Linked DNA regions of Mus musculus: region 2 is linked to region 1. The links are chromatin loops, found by intact Hi-C in ENCODE. Cell type or tissue: left cerebral cortex. All regions are shown on one strand.

Evidence for each region. A loop is a pair of places that touch in the nucleus more often than their neighbours do. Peaks named below come from ENCODE experiments on the same cell type or tissue, not always from the same donor. Only the 100,000 strongest peaks of a DNase experiment are listed, where the experiment ranks them.
Region 2: it touches region 1 in a loop (2.9-fold over the local background); 2 of 42 quality-filtered maps call a loop at or near these places.

Annotation. Positions count from the first base shown.
Region 1 is chr17:32,032,525-32,040,524 of GRCm38, forward strand. Hsf2bp (heat shock transcription factor 2 binding protein) reads right to left here and starts at 1,984. Exons shown (of 8, transcript NM_028902.1): 1 at 1,921-1,984; 2 at 737-887. The coding sequence starts at 1,968. It overlaps Rrp1b (ribosomal RNA processing 1 homolog B (S. cerevisiae)), which reads left to right and starts at 3,638. Exons shown (of 16, transcript NM_028244.2): 1 at 3,638-4,080. The coding sequence starts at 3,951. In left cerebral cortex, no CTCF peak of the experiment used is centred here; a DNase peak (open chromatin) is centred at 3,784; H3K4me3 peaks cover 1,756 bases; H3K27ac peaks cover 716 bases.
Region 2 is chr17:32,279,138-32,287,137 of GRCm38, forward strand. Brd4 (bromodomain containing 4) reads right to left here and starts at 4,996. Exons shown (of 20, transcript NM_020508.4): 1 at 4,926-4,996. In left cerebral cortex, CTCF peaks have their summits at 3,860 (motif pointing right) and 7,098 (motif pointing left); DNase peaks (open chromatin) are centred at 4,393, 4,871, 5,352 and 5,613; H3K4me3 peaks cover 2,771 bases; H3K27ac peaks cover 1,823 bases.

The sequences.
Region 1 (8,000 bases):
CCCATATTCTGATCCCTTCTAGCTTGCTATTTAGGCAATCTAGCCCCCAACCCCCACCCTACCCCCTACACCACCCCTACCCCACAGCCTGCTTCCAAGTAGATCACCATACTGCTTGTTTCTTGAATCTCAGGCTAGGCTTGAACTCAGTATGTAGGTGTGAATGATCCTCAACTCCTGATCCTTATACCTCCACCACTTAAGTACTGGATTACAGGCATGCACCATCAAGTCTGGCTCAGATACCTATATTTTTGAGTCAAGATACTTTCTTGGTGGGGGAGGGGAGAGGGGTAGAAGACAACACTTTCAGGATGACATGACACACACACTGGTATGGGGGAGGGGCTGCAATCAGGATATAAAGTGGATAAATAAATAAATAAATAAATGGGGGAAAAAAAGATACTTCCTTATTTGGACTTACAGCTCTAACCATTACTTGGGTTTTTAAGGTGTACACTATAAAGCCACACTATGAGAGCTGGCAGTCAGATGTAACTTGAAAAATTAGCCTTACCCACCAAAAGCTGATGTCATTGCAATCCAGTCCCAATTGGTAAAGTGCTGACAAAAGCTCCAAATACCTCCCAAAAAATTTAACAGGGTTCCAGACTCATATCTGGTATGTTGCTCAAATGTCAAACATCTGGATAGACAAGTCCTAGCAATCCTGAACTTCGCTCAACTCCCCTGCCCACCCAAAGACAAGTGGCATGCATGAGGTAAGACTCACTTTTTTCTACCATCTTTAATTTCTGGAAACTTTCCAGTAACTCCCCATTTAGTATTCTGGGTAAGAAGTCCCGTATTTGCATCACTTCCGTCGTCAGCCGTTCCAGGTCCTTCTTTCTGACTTTAACAAATTCTTCTTTAGATTCCATGTTCTAAAAGAACAAGTAGATCTTAGCATTGTAGTATTTCTCTTCAGATGACTAGAACTAGCATCCCAAATCGACTTGCTCCCTTTTCTTTCATGCCTCTTACATTCATAATTGCCTCACAAATGTGTTTTTCTTTCATGCCTCTTACATTCATAATTGCCTCACAAATGTGTTTACATACGTACCTGTGTGTGTGTGTGTGTGTGTGTGTGTGTGTGTTAAGGTTTTTATTTGGTTTTTGAGAGGGTCTCACTGCGTAGCTTTGGTTGTTCTGGAACTATGTAGACTAAGCAGTGTGTAGGCCTCTGCCTCCATAGTGCTGGGTTACAGTCTCTTCCACCACTCTTGGCACCTAATGTCCCTCCTGTTACACATATATGGATATAGATGTGTGTGTACACATGGGCTTTATATACAGAGGGCCATGATGACGGGGACAAGGGTGATGATTCACACCCACAGTCCTAGCTTCTCAAGAGACTGAGGGTGAAATATGGCTTTGCCCAAGCGTTGGAGGCCAGCCTGAGCAACATGTCAAGACTGATTCAGTAAGAACAAATATGGTGGAGGAGGGAATGGAAATACGTAAGGGGAAAAACCGAACTCATATTCCTAAAAGCCAAAAGAAAATGCCTGCAAGTTAATGCGCCCCAGGCTGAACCGCTCGGGTGGGATCCCTGCGGCCGCATTTGGCTTTTGCTGACCCCTAACATTCACACCATCATACAATGGCATCCTACCGGAAGTAGGCATTAACCAGGCCCTCTCATGAAGGGGCATCAGGGGCAGAACCCAGATAAGTGAGTTCTCAGCTCCGGCTCCCCGGAGCCTCAAGGCCTAAGGCCTGGGCTACCACTTTTTAACCTGAGGCATCCGCAGATGATTTGGAACTGTGCCTCTTGTCTCCGGCCCTGGCCCACCCTCGCGCAGCTCCTGGCCAGGTCCCCTCAGGGCTACAGGGACATCTCCTCAGGCACTGGATCCGCCCTGAGGGGAGTAATCAGCAGCAGCTCCCATATGTAGGGCACCCACTGACCCGGCAGGCCTCCTCAGTACCGGACCCGTCGCCCACGGTTGCGGCCATAGCCGCTGCCTCAGCTTCGTGCGCCTGCGCAGAGCTCGCTAACACGCACACACAAAAACGCGGGAATCTTAAGATGCCCCACGATACGGAAAGCCACAAGGTTCAAATCTCGACGATTTGCTCTTCACTCTCGCTTTCTGGGTCCAGGGATGAGATGGACCTGGATTCTACTGTAGCTTTCCTACTTCAGTTGCGTTTCAGACTTGTTACCTGCAAAGTGAGGCCTGAGAGTCAAGCAGAATCCGTCCTTCCCTGTTTAGAGAGAAGATGCTACAACCAAACCTATACACTGTGAGAAACCGCGCAGGGAAAACCTCATCGTCCCTTGGCCCCAAGTGCTTCTGTGCCAGCACTTGGGTGGCGGAAGCTGGAGTTCAAGACAAACTTGCTACATAGCATGGGAAAATCTAGGCTGGGCTACATGGGGGTAAAAAAAAAAAAATCAAAATTAAATCACCAAAGCTTGGAAGAATATACTAATCTAATAATTCTCATGTTTGATAACGTAGAGTTTTAGATGTCCCTAAAGTTTGCACAATTGTTAAAAGCCTTCTTTTATGTTGGTTTAGTATGTTCCCGCTTGTGCTGGTTTATGTCAACTTGACACGAGCTAAAGTCATGGGAGGAGGGAACCTCAGTAAAGAAAATGTCTCTATAAAATCAGATTGTAGCAGGCCTGTAAGGCATTGTCTTAGTGACTGATGGGGAGGACCCCACCTATTATGGGCGGGGCCATCCCTGGACTGGTGGTCCTGGGTTCGGATTTCTGAGTTCGAGGTCAGCCTGGCCTACAAAGTGAGTTCCAGGACAGCCAGGGTTATACAGAGAAACCCTGTCTCGAAAAAAAAAACAAACAAACAAAAACAAAACAGGCTGAGCAAACTGCAAAGAGCACGGCGGTAAGGAGCACCCTCCATGGCCTCTGCATCAGCTCCTGCCTCCAGGGTCCTGTCCTGGGTGAGGTCTGGTCCTGGCTTCCTTCCATGGCGAACAGTAATATGGAATGTGAGTCAAAACAAACAAACAACGACAACAACAACAAAAAAACATTTGCTCCCCAGCTTGCATTTTTGGTCCTGGTGTTTGAAAATCTCACTACCCACTGCTTAGAACTGTGTGTTTTGAATGCAGGACTTACAGAGTCAAGTTAGATCCTCAAAATTTCCCTCTACAATAGACATCCCTGCATCTCACCCAGACGTCGTGTGTGTGGATTTGCTGATTCCCCATTCAACAAGCCTGCACCTGTCTCAAGATGCGGCGGAAGGCTTGCTGTCTTGCCACTACACACCCCTAGATCTATCCTAGGACCCTGCAAAAAAGGATTGCTCACTACACCACACCTCTGTAAGTGCCCCTGATGCTGCAGGGATGGGTTGTTCTCGCTCCTCTACAAATCTCACACCTGCCCTAAAAAGCTGCAAGGGTCTCCTCTCCACCTTTGCACTTGTCCCAGGACATTGGGAGGTTGGCCACCCCCTCTATAATGCTACATCAAAACTCAAGGCACTATCTTGGCGGAAACGGGGCGGGGGGTTGGTTGTGGGGGCTGCCCCTGTGCTGTCGTCAGCCTTGGGCTGCCTGGATGACGGCCTTCCTCCTGGGTCTCAAGTCTGTCCAGGGAAGCCCGCCGAGTGAATGGAGGTAGTAGCAGGATCGCCGCTTCCCCGATAGACCTTTGTTAGCTGTGCTTAGACTCTAAAACTGCATCAAACCAGCCGTAGGCGTTCTGCTGGAGGAGACCTGACCTCCAACTAACCGCCCTGTCAATCGCCCTGAACCTGGGCCACTCTCAGGACGCACTTCAAGCAGCGTTGCTACGGCGTCTACCCGCACAGGGGCCACGCGGGCTCCCTGGGCGCGCGGCGAGCGGCGCACCGGTGACGCCATCACCCGCGCGCCGCAGCCCATACGCAGACGCAGTCCGGATCGCTTGGCGGCGAGCGGCACGCGCGCAGCCTGGGGATGCTGAAGCGAGTGCGATGGCTCTCGCCATGCAGTCTTCCGAGTTCCAGTTCGCCCAGCGGCTGGCCTCCAGTGAGAAGGGCGTCCGCGACCGCGCCGTGAGGAAGCTGCGGCAGTATCTCAGCGCCAGGACGCAGAGCGACACAGGTGCGGGCCTGGGTCCGCGCCGCTTCGTGCGGCGAGGGTAGCGCCATTGGGCGCGGGTGCGGGTGCTACGGGCTGTGTGGCGGAGCTCCTGGCCCTGAGTCCAAGCTCACCACTGGCCCAGTTCACCGAGGCTCGTTTGTGTTTCTCTTTGCCTCCCTTGGATAGTGTCTGTAGACGCTGGAGTGCGTTAGTTGCCCTGAGAGGAACTCTGGCAATGTGGTGGCAGGACCTCGTGGCGATGGAGTGGAGTATGGGTGAATGCGGGAATGTATACCGGTAGTGTGGAAAAGTGCAGGAGAAAGTCCCTCTAAAGGAGCCTCCTGTGCTCTGCTGAGATTTTGACAAGAGGAAGCTGGCCAGGCAGACGCAAGAAAGAGCTAAGTGTGCCCCAAGCCAGAGAAATCTAAGTTGGCGCGCAAGGCATGTTGAAATAAAATTGAACCTGGGGGCAGTGTGGCCACATCACTGGCTTTTTCGTTTGTGTTTTAGCTGCCGTGGAATGCATTGCAGGGATTTATTTAAGTGATCCAGAATAGGTTCTGTAACTCCTTGAGTGAATGCGTAAAGTCTAGACTGCAGCCTACTGTGGGGGTTTCAGGTTGCAGCCAGTTGGCTGAAGTTTGAGTTACATGTTGCTAAATCTACTTAAATTTGAAGGCGGGGGGGGGGGGGGCGCGGAGAGATTGCTCAGCGGTTCAAGTCTCAGAACCCACGTGGCAGCTCAACCCTTTCCTGGAAAGGAGTCACCTCCTCTCACCTCTGCTAACATCGGGCATGCACGTGGTGTGCATACATAGAAGCAAGCAAATCTCATAGACCTCAATTAAATTTTTTTAAATGGTTTTTGATTGAAATCTGCCACAGGTGAGAGCACATACCATTCATTCCAGCATTGGAAGGCAGAGGACAGCCAGGGCCACAGAGCAAGCAAGACCTTGTCTCCCAGAAAGGAAGAGAAATCTGATAAAGGTGTAAAGACTAGGTTTTTTTCTTAACCATTTGTGTGTGTGTGTGTGTGTGTGTGTGTGTGTGTGTGTGTGTGTATGTATGTATGTGTGTGCTTATAGGCACACTCATGAGGAAGTTGAGTTCCAAAAGTTACCTGTTTCCACCGTGGAATCCAGAGGTGAAACTCAGGTAGTGAGGCTTACCAAGCAAGCTATTTGTTGCCCACTGAGCCACCTTGGCAGCTAGCTTCCCACCCGGACCCCCTCTCCCCCATAACATTTCTGTTAAGGATTGCCCCAGAAATTCAGTTTACTCCACTCTCCCCTCCAAACACCTGTTCTCTCCTGCTGCTTCTTCCATTTCTCACCACATTGCCCTGACTCTTCATCACATGCACACATTGTCCCTCTGTCCTGCCTTCTCAATAACTTGAATTACTCTGTCTTAACTGGAAGTTCCTTTATTTTACCTATTTGTCTGGCCCATCCATTCCCTTAACTCCCTTGTGCCTTTTGTTTGTTTCGGTCCCTACCCCCACCCCGCAGACAGGGTCTTACTGTGTAGCCCTGGCTGTCCAAGAACTCACTCTGTAGACCAGGCTGACCTCGAACTCAGAGAGATAGCCTGCGAAGTGCTAGGATTAAAGTTGTGAGCCATCACTGCCTGGTTTGTTTGGTTGGTTGGTTTTGGTTTTTGATACAGGATTTCTCTTGTGTTATAGCCCTGGCTGTTCTCAAGCTGGTCTCAAACTCTCAGAGATTCGCCTTCCTCTATCTCCTGAGTGCTGGGGTTAAAGGCTTTCATCCAGGGCTTCCATTGTGCCTCTTTAAACTGCCCTCCACAAATGGCCCAGGTCATTTTCCTAAAGCAAATCTCATCTTACTGCTGCTTCCCCTGAAGGCCACAGTCCTGTCAGACGCTGTGGTGTCCTCACCTGCTCTTCTAATTCCTCAGTAGTCAGTTAAACTCTTAGGCCCAGCACAGCAGGCACACTTTTCTCACCTCCTCCCCCTTGCATTCAGGCTTGTTCTACAAAGAATCACTTCTGAGAGAAATCCTCCTTTACTATCTCCCTGGTACCTCTTGAATTATAAACTATGTGGCCCTTTTATAGTGCTTAGATACATGGGGGGAGGAAGGGCTATTTGTTTGGAGACAGGATTTCCTGGAGCCAGGGCTGGTCTCTACTACCTATACTAAGAATGAATGACCTTGTCCCCAGCTATGTACAGATAACTGTTTCTGAACTCTGGTTTGAACCCTTTCTCTGTAAGGCTTCCGTTTGTCTCCTTAGCCATGGGTAAAAGCGTGGAGCCTTAGGAGAGCCTTCAGGAGACAAAAGCAAACAGGTACAGTACACCTGGACCGGAGGCAGCCAGAGATCATGCTTCTCTGACCCCCTGGAACAGGCCCAGGACACAAGGACCTGAAGCCATTGGCTCATGCCAGTACCCCAGGGTCCTTGCTGATGATTTATCTTGTTCCCCCATTCATCATCATGGACACTTTGTGGAATATCGTAGGCCTTCAAAAAATAAAATAACTGTACAGGGACTGAAAAGATGGCTCAGCAGGTTAGAACATTTGTTCTTGAACCTGTTTGGTGGCTCACAACCATCTCCAGTTCCTAGGTATCTGACACCCTTTTCTTTTTCTTTTTCTTTCCTTTTTTTTTTTTTTTTAATGGGAGGGGTTTATTGTGCAGAGATAGAGGGGTGGCGAAGCAGGTAGAAGGACAGAGAAGAAGAAAAAGAGAGAAAGAGGGGGGAGAGAAGAAAGAGAGAGGAAAAAGAGCCTGACACCCTCTTCTAACCTCTGCAGTCTACAGTTACCACAGACACACATGGTGTACATGCATGCAAGTAAAATATGCATAAAATAAACAAAAAATAACTGCAGAGACTAGGAAAATGGCTCCATCAGTAATATGCTTGTCATGGGACCGTGAGGACCTGAGTTCAGGTGTTTACCTATAAAAGCCAGGTGTAATCCTGGTGTGGCCATATTGATAAAATAATCTGTCCCAGAAAATTAGCTGGAGAGCTAGTGAAGGAAATACTGACTTCCAAACTATACATATGTGCCATGCAAATAAATAAAAACTGCAGAGTAAATGTCTTAATGATCATGGGACAACTGATCTGGAGAGATGGCTCAGCAGTTAGGAACACTGGCTGCTCTTCCAGAGGATCTGGGTACAATTATCAGCAACCACATGGCAGCTCACAGCTGTCCGTTTCAAGAGACCCAGCACCCTCACACAGACACACATGCAGGCAAAACACCAATGGACATAGAATGTAAAAGAAAAGAAAACATTTAAAAATAATAACCATGGGACAAGAAAACTAAAGTGTGTGGCACTGCTAGGTCCCATCATAATAGAAGCACAAGTTGCCTCACGTTTGCATCTCCTTCAGTTTGTTTTGCAACCTTACATCTTGTTGGGAAATTTGACATTTTAGTCTGTCGTCTTACTGTCTTGAGATGGTCACTGTATTCCTGGTGGCTCGTGAGCCCTGGTGTAGTCATTCATAAATGCAGCAAGCACAAAGCACCATGTCCTCTTGAATGCTGTCCTTGGTATACTGAGTACAGCAGTGAACCAAGCAGGCAGTCCCTGCCTGTCTGAGCAGTTCTCAGACAGCCTCAAACATTTAACACTTATCATAGAGCTATGGCGCATCTTGTTTTGCTTTGTTTTGTTTTTTGGTTTTTCGAGACAGGGTTTGTAGCCCTGGCTGTCCTGGAACTCACTCTTGTAGACCATGCTGGCTTCAAACTCAGAAATCCGCCTGCCTCTGCCTCTGCCTCCCAAGTACTGGGATTAAAGGCGTGTGCCACCACTGTCCGGCCTATGGCGCATCAACCCTGTGGCAATTTCCTTTGTGTCATTGCTTCCTCTTTTTTATTAGTGCTAGTGTGTGTGTGCTCACACACATGATACTGCAGCACACGTTTGGAAACGTCAG
Region 2 (8,000 bases), 250 kb after region 1:
ACTTGGGCAGCAAAGGCAGAAGCTCTCTGTGTGAGGCCAGTCTCATCTATGGAGCTCAGTTCCAGGACAGCCAGGCCTATATAGAGAAACCCTGTCTCGAAAAACCAAAAGAACAGCAAAGAAAAAAGAAAAGCCAAAACAAAACAAAACCCTTACCTGTACAAGGAAAGAAAACCAGCTCAGCAGTTAAGAGCACTTGCTGATCTTACACAGAACCCAGGTTTGGCTCCCAGTACCCACACAAGCATCCTTATTTAACTCCAGGTCTGAATGCAGTACACAGACATATACAGGTAAAACATACATACACATAAAATAAGTCTTTTTTTTATTTTAAAAAGTATACTCTATACATACTTCACACATGTAGACAGACACGCAATATGCCCAAATAAATTTTTTAAAAATATAAAATTTAGGGCTGGAAGTAGTGATACTCAACTTTAATCCCAACACTCAAAAAAGAGGCAGGCAGTTGGGCCTGGTGGCGCATGCCTTTAATCCCAGCACTCGGGGAGGCAGAGGCAGGCGGATTTCTGAGGCCAGCCTGGTCTAAAAAGTGAGTTTCCAGGACAGCCAGGGCTATACAGAGAAACCCTGTCGGGGGGAGGGGGGGGGGGAGAGGCAGGCAGATCCGTGACTTGAGGCCAGTCTGGTCTAAATGGAAAGCTCTAGGACAACCAGAACTACCTAAACTTTGGCTACTTCTTCCAGACTTTCGCCTATACACTTGTATCAAACTGATCTATGACTTGGACTTCTAAAGATCAAATGTTCCTTTGTTTTGACACTACGACATAAGCACTAGAAAGGCAATGCAGTTGGTCCCTGCAGGGCTGGGGAACATAGCTCAGATGGTACAGGTGCCTGCCTAACATGCACAAAGCCCAGTATATGATCCCCAGCACTGTATAAATGATGGTGGGGCACACTTGTAATTCCAACGTTCAAGGTCAACGTTGGCTATGTGAGACCCAGTCAGTCTCAAACAACCCACTCCACTGAAAAACAAAATCAAAAGAAAAAACCCACCAAAATAGTCTCTGTACATCTTCAAAAATGATTTTAAAAAAATTACCATCTGGCCTATCAAATCACTCCTAGATATCTGGCCCATAAAATTAATCCATGTCCATATAAATACTTATACACAAACCTTTTTCCTGATAAACAGGGCCTCAAAATATAGGTGAGGCTGGTCACCAACTCTCTATCCTGTCACTGATCCCCAGAGCCACCACTCTTGACCTTATACAGAAGGAGTTATTATAGGCAGCACTATTCTATCTTTCCCAAAAGTAAAAACTATTCAAGCCCACCATTTTATCCATTAAGACTGAATAAACCAGGCGTGTTGGCTCACGCCTTTAATCCCAGCACTCGGGAAGCAGAGGCAGGCGGATTTCTGAGTTCAAGGCCAGCCTGGTCTACAAAATGAGTTTCCAGGACAGCCAGGGCTATACAGAGAAACCCTGTCTCGAAAAAAAAAAAGAAAAGAAAAGAAAAGAAAAACATGCTGCCCATACACATTTATTTATTTATTTGCCCACTTCTCCCTTTTAAAATATTTTCTGCAGGTCAGGGTTGAAACAGCCTACACCTACTGACCACATTGCAAACTGCTAAATAGGGAAGTCAAAGCAGTACACTTAAGCAACTGTATACCACTCAGTAAGCTTACCACAATTACTAGAGACTTCAGTGGTATTCTTAGTTAAAACTCACACGTCTTATAAATCACAGTATTGTTTTAATGAACTTGCATTTAGTATTATGTATGGCAAATTCCTATTCAATCGTTAAGATGCTCTTCTAGGTACCAAGTACACAATACAGAATAAGAAAAGAAAAGCCAAACAAAACCCTCTCTTGTGGAATTATAAGAAAATGAAAGTACCTAAAAATCTGCTACATGTGCATACCATATGTATTAAGTGAAATAGCAGCAGCAAGGATTTTCTCACAATTCTCACTTTGCAAATGTCTGGTGTTTTCTTACTAAAACAATAAAAATCACAAGACTTATTAGATACTATTAGCAAGGGGGGTTTTGGATGGTTGGTTTTCAAGATAGGGTCTGTAGACCATGCTGGCCTCAACCTCAAAAGCGCTCTGCCTCCAGGGTACTTAGGATTAAAGGCCTGTGGCACCACACCCAGCTCCATTAGTAAATTTCAATGACAAACTTTCCTTCTAGAACACAGAATCAGTAGGTGGCCCAAGCTATCCAAGAACTGGAGAACCTCCTGCCTCTCTGCTTGTTGAGTACTGAGATTACAGGGCTGTGTGTGATACCACGCCCTTCTTCTTTCCAACCTCAGTTAATCTCACAGGTTCTTTCAAACTTAGACATTACAATTTTTAACTGTGTGTGTGTGTGTGTGTGTGTGTGAGTGTGTGTGTGAGAGTGTGTGTGTGTGTGTGTGTGTGCGCACGCTGTGCATGCATGGGTGGAAGGAAGTCAGAAGGCAGTGTCAGTCCCCCAAGAGCTGAAGTTACAGGCCATTCACTGTACCATCTTCCCAAACTCTAAACATTCAAACACTTTACAGCCACATAGACTGCCCAGAATGGCTTTTCTTTAAAAACAACCCCAAGCAGGTTGTTGTGACTCCCAGCACTTAGGAGGCTGAGACAGGAGAACTGCCAAGTTTGAGGACAGCCTGGACTCAACCCTGTATCAAAACCCTGCCTCCAGTGCCTAGAGAAGGCAAGTCTGTAACTGCCACTCTTGCTGAGGCCTCAGGCTCTGGTCCCAGCATTCTCACGGCTCCTCACAACCTTCTATAACTCTAGTTCATGAGGACCCGAGGCCCTCTTCTGCTCTCCAGGGGAGAATGCATGTGTGCACAAATATTAATAAACATACTCTCCACTCTATAGAATCTCTAACTCTCAAGTCATTCAACAGCCTGAATTGTGTAACTTGAAAATACTGCCGCCTTCTGTATCTCTCCAAAAGTGAAAGTGTAATTTGGTACAAAGATCACAAAACTGGCTCAAAAAAGATTAACTCTGGAGACAAAGTCTAAATTCCTTTAAATAATTCAATAATTTAGTGGAAATTTTACTAAGTGGTCTAAGGTTCTCCAGCAATCCTTAGATAAAAGTTCCCTCTTGCAGCCCTCCAAATGAAACACACGGGCATTCAGAACATCCAAAATGTCCCAGTCACTTTTGTATCCTAGCTTTCATCAATAAGCAAAATCCCTTATCTTTAGCAATTTGCATGTGCAGAATGCTAACAAGATAAAAAGAGGTTTATTTCCAGTTAAGACCAACTAATACCACTTAAAAAGACTTACTTTACCTTGAGTCCTTAAATACTTTATTGGCTACCAAAGATAGGATGTACAAATCAGCAACAATATATTTTATAATTCTGGGCTTTTCCTTCTAGATTTGATCAATTCAATTCAGTCTTTGACAGTGTTACCTTTTCCAACCTTCCTAGTTGAAGCTTTGAGAAGGAAGGAGTTGGTTACCTATAAATGCCCTCTATGGAAAGATCATTCTCCATCCAAATTAAAGTGAATAAAATAATGTTCTTGTAAATTATTGTAAAGCCCATAAAACTGAGCCCCAGCTGAAGACTTCTAAACAGGGTTTGTCTGTATACCCTGGCAGTCCTGGAACTCACTTTGTAGACTAGGCTTGCCTCGAACTAAGAAATCCACCTGCCTCTGCCTCCCGAGTGCTGGGATTAAAGGCGTTCGACACCACGCCCGGCTAGCTGAAGACTTCTTGAAATTGAAAACACATTCATAATTCCTTTGCATTTTTGTGGGTGACATTCTTTTTTTTTCTTTTTTTTTTTTTTAATTTATAGCTGTCTTCATAAACCCCAGAAGAGGGCATCAGATCTCATTACAGATGGTTATGAGCCACCATGTGGTTGCTGGGATTTGAACTCAGGACCTTTGGAAGAGCAATCAGTGCTCTTAACCGCTGAGCCATCTGTCTAGCCCTGTGGGTGACATTCTTTACAACACCCAAGCTCTACCAATTCCAAGGGAAGTTGACATCTCCATTCATAAAAATTTTCCAATTTTTTATTATAGCACTGAAGAGCACATTGGCTTAGAAGTACACTGAGAGTTGGATTTTAGTAACCAGGGGCTATTAATATCACCTTTGATGATAAGTAAAGACATTCTCAAGAGGGCTGCTGCAACTGGCATCCAACATATATACACACACAGGAGATAATCTCACCAGATTTCGAAAAGCATAAACAAGTAAACAAGCAGGCTAAAAACACTTTTAAAAAAACAAACAAAAAAACCCTTGTCTTGAGTAACAGGGAGGTCAGCCAATCAGCAGAGGCACATGACTCACCCACCGGCCTGAGCAAAAGTATTCACACTGTCCACTACACTAACGTGGGATTTCCCATCTCCAACCCAGCTCGGCCTTGGGGGCTTCTTGTTTAAGTGCTATTTCCGTGTTTGTGTGTAAGGGGGGGGGGGGTCATTTTGCTGAATCACAACTCTCCAACATCCCCACCCTAAACCGACACACTCCTGCAAGTAAGAAGCCATTGCAAGGGACGGCAGCAAGCAGAGACCCATCAAAACAAAGCACCCAAAGAGTAGGCTTCCAGGTTGGGAGTGGGTGGGTCGAGAGGGACTCCTGGTCCTTCGTCACCCTTCCTGTCCCCTGGGTCCAGCCTGGAGCAGGCGTGCAATGGAAGCTCTCTCCCTGTGAACAAAATCTTCTACCTCTTTCTAGGCAGAGCTCCGGGGACAGCCGGAAAGGTGAGACTATGAAGCGGGAACTCGCTATCCCAGCACTGGCAGGAGTACCCAGCTGACGGAAGGAGAGCGCGCCGGGGCACGACGCGCAAGAGCGACCCGCCCCAAGGGGGAACTGCAACCAGAGAGAGCGGGCGGTACCCGCGGTCAGCATCCCCGGCCCGGACTTACGCGGCCCGGCGCGCACCGCAGATCCAGAGGCAGTCGCTTCCTCCTCCTCCTCCTCCTCCTCCTCCTCACTTGACAAAATGGCGGCGGCAGGAAGTGCCGGGAGCTTGGCCCGCCCCCCGCCCGCCCCCGGCCGCCCAGCGCGCCCGCGCCCCCGGTCCCGGTCCCGGTCCCGTTCCCTGCCGCCGCCCGCGCCAAGGGGGACAGCGGCGGGCGCAACTGCCCCGGTACAAAGTCCGCGAGCCCACTCGGCCGCCGCCGCCCCAACGGCGCGGGCTGCCCCGGCAGGGCGCGAGAAGCACCAGGCTCCGGGCCCACGAAACTGCGGCCTCCCCACCCCCGCGCCGATGGCGTAGGTGGTGGCGCACCAGCCCCATTACGCAATGCAGGTTACGCGGGCCGCGCCGTGGGGCCCCGGCAGCCCGCCTCGCGGCCGCGAAGGACACCGGTCCCCTCACCTGAGACGCTAGGCCGCACGCCGCCGCACGCTGTCCGGGACGCCAAGCCGGGGCCCGTCCGCCGCGCCCGCCGCGCCGCTGCGCTCACAGGCCCCGCTCGCCCGCGGGCACTGCTGGCAGCCTCCGCCGCAGCCGCCGCCACTGCTTCGGTTCCTCGGCTGCGGGAGAGCAGAACAAACAGCCCTGCCGCCGCCGCCAGCGCACTGATGTCACCACGCACGCTGCGCGCGCGGCCCCGTGTCATCGCCGCCGCCCGGCGTGCGCGTCCCGCTGGTCCTCCCAGGTCCGGAGAGCTTCGTTAGTGCCGGCGGCGGTTGTAGAGGTGAGGACAGGAGACTGGCTCCCCCGACTGGGGGGAGGAGGGCGGGAGTCCTTGGAACACGATCGAGGGTCTCTGAGGACTGTGTACCCCAGAGGGATACACAGAAGAGGGAAGATCAAGAGAAGACAAGAAGAGTCTTCAGGGCCATCCATAAGGAAACAGCTTTTCGGAGGAAGCCGACACGCAGACTCAGGGAAGGAACCTTGCAGATGAGTGGGGATCTTCACATGCAAGAACGACAAGAAAAGATTTTTTTTTTTCCCCCAGAGCTGAGGACCGAACCCAGGGCCTTGCGCTTGCTAGGCAAGCGCTCTACCACTGAGCTAAATCTCCAACCCCAAGAAAAGATTTTTAATCCAAAAATTTAAATAATCCGATGACAGACTCAAAAGAGCAGATGGTGAAGAGAGCCCTCAGACAGGTGATAGAGGAACATTAAGGCCAGAGGACTATGGCTAGTTGTGTGTCAGTGGGAACTGACAATTGCTGAAAATACAGACACGTTTCACTATATTCACTACACTCAATTTATGGAATCAACTTAAGGAAAATATTTCATGTATCATGAAATAAGAGAATGAGCCAGCGGGGATTTTTTTTTTCAGAGCAGGATCTTAAGAATTCTTACCCTTCTTGTCTCAGCCTTCCAAGTAATGAGATTACATGTGTTCACCACCACACCCAGGTCTTCTTGGCTGGCCTCTGTAGAGGAGCTGAAGATTGATCAGTACGGATCTCTAAGCCTAGAACATTCTCTTTCTTGTCCTCCAGATTAACTTTAATTCTTGAAGACGTAAGTCAGCTCCCAGCATACTCTGAACTAGGTATGTGACCATTTGAGGGGTTGCAAAACATCCCAGCCTGGAATACAGAAGATCTTTGAGATTTTTTAAGACAGCATTTCTCTGTATGGCCCTGACTGTCCTAAAACTTAAACTAGAATAGCCTTGAACACAGAAATCTGTCTTTCTCTGCCTCTTAAGTACTGGGATAAAAGGTATGTACTACCACCCCCAAAGAAAAAATTAGAATTTTTAAGGTTCCCCATGTGTGTGTGTGTGTGTATGTGTGTATATGTATGTATGTATATATATATATATATATGCATATATATATATATATATATATATATATATAGAGAGAGAGAGAGAGAGAGAGAGAGAGGTGTCCAGAATTAAGAAGGCTAAAAGAAAAAGGTAGGCTGAGGCAGAAGGATAATAGGTTAAAAGGAAGACCACCCTGTATTAGTGAGACTGTCAAAACATCAAACAGGTGCTGGTGAGATGGCTCAGTGGGTAAGAGCACCGGACTGCTCTTCCGAAGGTCCGGAATTCGAATCCCAGCAACCACATGGTGGCTTACAGCCATTTATAATGAGATCTGACTCCCTCTTCTGGAGTGTCTGAGGACAGCTATAGTGTACTTACATATAATAAAAATAAATAAATCTTAAAAAAAAAATCAAACAGGCTGGTGAGATGACTCCAGTGGCACTTGCTGCCATTTCTGACTACCTGAGTCCAATCCCTGGGACTGGCCCTCTGACCTTATAAATAAATATTTTAAAAAAAAAAAAAAAACAAGAAAGAATAAAAGTATTCCCTACTATTGTGTTTTAGTTGTGATTAACCAAAGGTTAATTGGTTATATTGGTATATTCTAAGCCAAGTAAAAATTTTACCTTTGACTATGATAATTATGAGATGTAATTAGTTATAAGAAGTGAAGAAATTGTAACATTTGTTAAAGCGTCTAACTTTGGGCTACAGATCATGAAACTCCCCCCCCCCCACCCCACCCCCCAACATACACACACACACACACACACACACACACACACACACACACACGGTTTCTCTGTATAGCCCTGGCTGTCCTGGAACTCATTCTGTAGACCAGGCTGGCCTCTGCCTCCCAAATTCTGGGATTAAAGGTGTGCGCCACCACACCCGGCCATGAAACTTTTAAATATCTTCTAATTTTGCATGTTATTTCCAAAAGGTGCTCAGAAAGAAAAAAAAAAAAAAAAAGGTCGGGCAGTGGTGGAGTTCGCCAGCCTGGTCTACAGAGTGAGTTCCAGGACAGCCAGGGCTATGCAGAGATGGGGGGGGGGGGGGGGGGTTCACACGCTGAAAGGGAGGGGAAAATAACTCCTGAAAGTTGGCCCTGACCTCCACAAGCTTGTGTAATTTACACACAAGTGGATATATGTAATACCTTTTGAAATTAAAAAGTAGTCTGCCATAATAGTGTATGCCTAGGGCTGGAGAGATGGCTCAGTGGTTAAGAGCACCAACT